2 separate regions of the Homo sapiens genome follow, and region 2 is linked to region 1. A link is a contact called in ENCODE Hi-C data. All regions are on one chromosome and are shown on one strand. The core of a region is the stretch at or near the end of the contact, and the rest is flanking DNA. Distances in the headings are between cores, read along the strand shown.

Region 1 (2,585 bases), core at 40-2,539:
TGCATTTCCTCCAGTTTCTGTTCGCTAACTTTTAAAGCTGATTATTATTTTTACTATTTTCCTTGCTATGTTAGCCCTTTAATTTTGTTTCAGACTCATGTTCATTAAGCCAGAGCAAGCCTGCTTTATACAAGGAGACCCTGGGCCTTGGAAGAAATAAAAATGCCCAGTGATGACAGTCCAGATAAAGCTGTGTTCATTTTTTACGTTTAGAAGACCATACTTTAAATCATGACTATCACTGAAACAGATAGATTCATTTATTGTTGAGTCCTGCTTTACCCTGAGATGTTCCATGAACACTGAGAATACATTTTCTTTGTTCTAATTCCAGCCTCTGAATCAGAGCCAACTAGAGTGGGCTCTTCATAAATATGCATTGACTGCCTGAGTATTAATGTAGGGCAGGGCTCTGATTAGCAAGTGCTACCTGCAGGAAGCAGAAGAAATACCACAAATGGAGATAGGACGCTATTAGCAGATTTTATTTCATTTTTTCCTGAGGCTTGGAAATAATCACTTCTCTCTCAGGTCAAACCTCTCCAGCTCTCTCCCTTCAGGATGTGAAAAGATCTCAAATAAAAGGCCTCTATGTGAGGATCTCTTTCGCTGGTTGCTGGAGGAAGAGCATGAAATGAGGGAAGAAGCAAATTGCTTCTGATTTATTGTTTCTGGTTTATTCCTTTCCTGCCAGTTCAGCAGCTCGCCAGAAACAGCACAAAACCTTACATCTTAACTTGAAGGTGAAGTATTTGTTTTGACAACTTTTTAGCATAGATCTCGGTATACAAAATAAAAGGTAATGAGGCTATGATAGTCTGAAGGACATCGGCAAATTAAAATTTAACATATTTATGGATTTTATACAAAGACTCCTCTCCCCTTTGCAGATAAAACGACTGCATCCAACTTTATGCAGATTTAACTAAAAGAAAAAAAAAAAGTCTTTTGTGAACCACCTGGGCCAATACTTAGTTGGCTTAATTGCTATTTCAGTGCCTTGTCAGGCTGCAGAGCCTGAACTAGGGAGATGCACCGGGCCCACTTGCAGGCGGGGCCCAGATGCACCCAAGCCCCATGGACAAGAGCACCATGGGCACCAGGGGCCTCCCGACCTGGCAGCCTGTTGCTAGTGGGCGAGGCAGGAGGACAAGTGCGGCTCAGGCCACGAGTCGGGCTGGGCGTGCAGAGAGGTTAGAATTACACCCAGATGGCGAACAGTCAGTCGTTCCTTTCCTGCTCTGGCTGGGAGCTAAACCTTGTAGTCCCAGACCCTTTCGCCTTCGCCTGCCGGCTCAGACCCAACAGCTCTTTCCGGACGACGGGCGGCTCCACTGCGATCAAAAGCCAGGGGTAGCGGGAGGGGATTCGTGAGAATGCAGCAGCCAGAGCAGTCTTTCCTTTCTGAGCAAGATGTGAGAGAGTCCGAGTGGCCTGGAGGAGGAACCGGGTCAACCAACTCCACAGGGCGGAGCGAAAACGCTGGAGGACTAAGGAGGCTAAGAGTTGATCCCCCCTTTGAGTCGTGATACGGTCCGAAGCGGGGCGGGGCGGGGCGAAGGAGGCTCCCCCTGGCTCTCCCCGCCCCTCACCCGCCTTCCTTGCTGAGCGGCCGCGGGAGGGGGAGCGCGAGCCCCGCAGGCCCCTCCCCCGGCGCCGGCGCCCGAGCTCCGCCCCTCGCCGAGCCGCCCCTCCGCGGCTGCAGCAAGAGCTCGCCCAGCTCTGCGGGCGCCGCCACCTTCGCCGCCACCGCTGCCTTTCTCCTCCTCCTGTCGGCGTGCGGGGGCCGCGCCCGGCGGCAGCTCTGCCCTAGGTGGGCGGCGGCGCGGCCCAGGCTGCAGCTGAGCGCTCTGCGCGGCGCAGCCGGGTCTCCCGCGTGTACCACGCCGTGACAGGTGCAGAGTCCGGGCTGAGGACCCACCTGCAGCCGCCGCCGCGATGCCCACCATGCGGAGGACCGTGTCGGAGATCCGCTCGCGCGCCGAAGGTAAGGGGCCGCCGAGGCTCGGGGCTAGCCCGGGGTCGGGAAGCGAGTGTGTGTGTGAGCGTGTGTGTTTATCCTGGAAGAGACCGCATCCTACCTCTTCCCCGGCGGCAGTCCGACTGTCGCGCCCGGCCCCTAGGGGACCCTTCCCCCCGCGCTGCCCCCAGTGTACTCGCAGACCCTTTCCAGGCTCCAGTACCCTCGAATGGGTGTTCTCCGCGGGAGCCCCGAGGCGTGCTTTGCACCGCAGTGTGACCATTAGGTCCCAGTCACTGAGCTCACTCGCCCTGCCCACCTCCCTCCCCACCAGTTCGATTTCCACTCAGCAGATCCCCAGCCCGCCGCCCCTGCCTCCGGCGCCCACCGTTTTGCAACCCCCTATCTGAGCTCCCAGCGAAGCGAGTTTGCTTTTCCCCGGCTGCAGGATCCTTTGATCCGTAGTCCCTTGGCTCTCGAAGCGCGGGGAGCCTTCATCGGGGTCGGGTGCCGAGTGGGTTCCCTGCATTACAGCTTCTGCAATTCTGCCTCCTGCAGCGGAGTCCCACCGGCTCGCGTCTGAGGTTTCGTTTTTGTGTTTCCCTTTTGCCCGAAACCCTCACTT
Region 2 (2,585 bases), core at 39-2,538, 5.4 Mb before region 1:
CTGAGGCAGGAGAATCACTTGAACCTGAGGGGCGGGGGCTGCAGTGAGCCTAGATCATGCCACTTCACTCCAGCCTGGGTGAAAGAGCGAGACTCCATCTCAAATAATAATAATAAGAAGAAGAAGAAGAAGAAGAAGAATACTTCATAGAAGAAGCAGATTATCCTTACGTCTACAGCAGGAATGGAAGTTTCCTCACACTACTGTTAGATGTACAGACAAGCTGTAGCTCTTTTATTTTGCCTGTAACTTCTGTAGATTTCCTCATGTGTCCCTACTGGCTGGGTAGGGCTGGCGAAACTTGATTGATTTTAACCCTATAACTTTAGCTTAGTGCAATGATGAAAATATTCTCATTCAGTAAAATGGATAGGCTCTCAGGTCTTGCTTCTCCTTTTCTGTTTCTGCCCAACACAGCATCTGAGTAGAGCAGGGAAAGGGGGAACTTTATCTAGGAGTGACATTCAACATAATTAACTGATTTGACACAGACACAGACCCACTGGAGTGGATGCTAACAGCTAGCAATTAGTAGCCCTTCCAATGCAGACTGTGACTCTCAGCCCTGGCAAGGTGACCTCACAGCGGTGAAGTGAAGGGGAAGGGCTGTTTGTATTGGAGCAGTGTCTCTTGGCACCTCTGATCTCCACAACATTTCTTATCATCCTAGTTGCTGCTTATCCAGCTAGCTTTTGCAGGTGGAGCTGGTGACTGGTGTGGACTGGTCTTTCCTGACTTGGCTAGGGCACAGGAGTTCTCCCTGGCTGATTTGACCTCACCCCAGCTCTTGCTGGCACTGCAGGCTTATGGTGTAAGTTTAGACTCTGCCACAGTCTTCATTGGCCCCTCAGCCTGGGCTGCAGGTCACCTTGCTCTTGAAGGGTGAGTGCCATGTCATTTCTTTGGGAAATGATTCAACTCAGCTGCTTCCAGAGGACCATCTTGAGCACATGTGGGAGCTTCTGGGTCCTGTCCATACCACACAGGGACTGAGAATAGCTCAAAAAGCTAAAACTTTACAATTTTGCACTCCTGCCTCTACCCTCACTCCCCTGCTTAATCATGCTGTGCTGCAGAGTTTGTCCATGGCTGCTTTCCAGACAGTTCGTGGGGCAATTCCCTCCAGGAATCTGAACACAAGGCAGAATGCAAGCCTCCCTGCCCTTGCCAGTACCCTCTACCTGGCCCTCCTGCCCCTGCAGTATCTTTAACCCCTCTAATATCACTCTCCCTCTTCTGCCCGCAAACCACTGGGCTGGAGAATGTGAGTGTTTCACTTCCTCTTCCTGGTGTGGTTTTCACACACTAGAATGATCTGACAGCTTTTCAAAAATACCATTGCCCGTGTCTTACCTTCTCATCCTCCTTCATCTCCCCAGTTCTGATTTAACTGCTCTTGGGGGACCCAGGCATTGGTAGTTTTAAAACCAAGCACCCCAAGTGATTCCAATGGGCAGCCAGGGTTGAGCGTCGCTGTTCTAGGGCAGTTGTTATTAAACGTCCCTGCCTATTAAAATCTTGTGGGAGCTTTAAAAAATCCTGATGCCCAGGCTGCACCCCAGGCCAATTGAATCAAAATATCTAGGGAAGTCATTGGTATTTTTAAAGGGTCCTTGGGCTATTCCAATGGCAAATGTGAAAACTAGGGTCCTTCTAAGCCAGTTCTTCTCAAACTTTAATGCACTAATACATACAGTCACCTGGGGACCTGGTTAAAATGTAGATTCTGATTCAGGAGGTCTGTGGTGGAGCTTTAGATTTTGAATTTATAACAAGCTCTCAGATAATGACACAGGTGCTGGTCCTTGGACCATATCATTCTTCCCAGGGTGGCATTTGTCCCCCAACTCCCTTAACTAACAGGATTTCAGGAAGAGGAAAACTAGCTTGCGGGTAAATAGAAGACTTTCAAAAGGATTATACCCATAATATATGGCAACAGACAGCTTCCCAGTGGACACTGGGTTTATATTCCAAAAGTCACCTACAACTCTCTATTCTTCATGTTTTGGAAGGCTAAAATACTCAATTTTGAGGGCCCTCTCATAGCAAGCATACCACATGAGAAAGTTCCATGTAGTGAGATATAGCTAGAAGTGCCTGGGGAGGACTTCCTTTCCCAAATACAAAGCCCAGGTCTTAATAGAAGGAAAAAATTTTTTGTGTCTTCCTGCTTGGAATATGGCTTTGGGACCTGGAAGTAGAGCACCCATCTGTGACTCTGAGGAAACGGGCATGAAGATGAAGTCCTGGAGACAGGGTTGCCAAATAAAATATGAGACAACTGGTAAATTTGAATTTCAGATAAATAATGAATCATTTTTTAGTGTATGTGTTGTGGTCACCCTCTATATTGTCATCAACCCCAGAAATGGATGAACCCCTTACCCCAAATTTGGTTCAAAGATTGGGATTATTGATGCCATACCCCAAGAGGATATGAAAAGGTTTATGACTCAAATAATGAGGCTTTCTGAGGAGCACAGGGCAGGCTCCCAAGCAGGTCTGAAAATAGGTTGAGCAAGTGGGGAGGGCAGGCTGCCTTGGGGTTTTATGAAAGGGCTGAGGCCGGTGTGGTTTGAACT

Evidence for each region. Hi-C counts contacts between places; a loop is a spot of excess contacts on that map. Pooled maps may share reads with other maps.
Region 2: a pooled map shows a loop between it and region 1 (10-fold over the local background). The contact joins the enhancer-like site here to the promoter of ATP8A1-DT in region 1. A Hi-C loop is called at or near these places in 2 of 37 single-sample maps with no recorded cell type and 3 of 50 pooled maps.

Annotation. Positions count from the first base shown.
Region 1 is chr4:42,656,227-42,658,811 of GRCh38, reverse strand. It overlaps ATP8A1-DT (ATP8A1 divergent transcript), which reads right to left and starts at 1,289. Exons shown (of 1, transcript NR_186688.1): 1 at 465-1,289. It overlaps ATP8A1 (ATPase phospholipid transporting 8A1), which reads left to right and starts at 1,707. Exons shown (of 37, transcript NM_006095.2): 1 at 1,707-1,987. The coding sequence starts at 1,939. RefSeq lists enhancers at 1,271-1,480, 2,471-2,520 and a silencer at 1,511-1,980.
Region 2 is chr4:48,046,199-48,048,783 of GRCh38, reverse strand. No RefSeq gene overlaps it. Among named protein-coding and RNA genes, the nearest start is that of NIPAL1, 31 kb to the right of the region's middle. RefSeq lists an enhancer at 952-1,151. Within about 2 kb of position 1,288, at least 7 of the 41 ENCODE cell types and tissues checked have a DNase peak (open chromatin) inside an H3K27ac peak, as active enhancers do.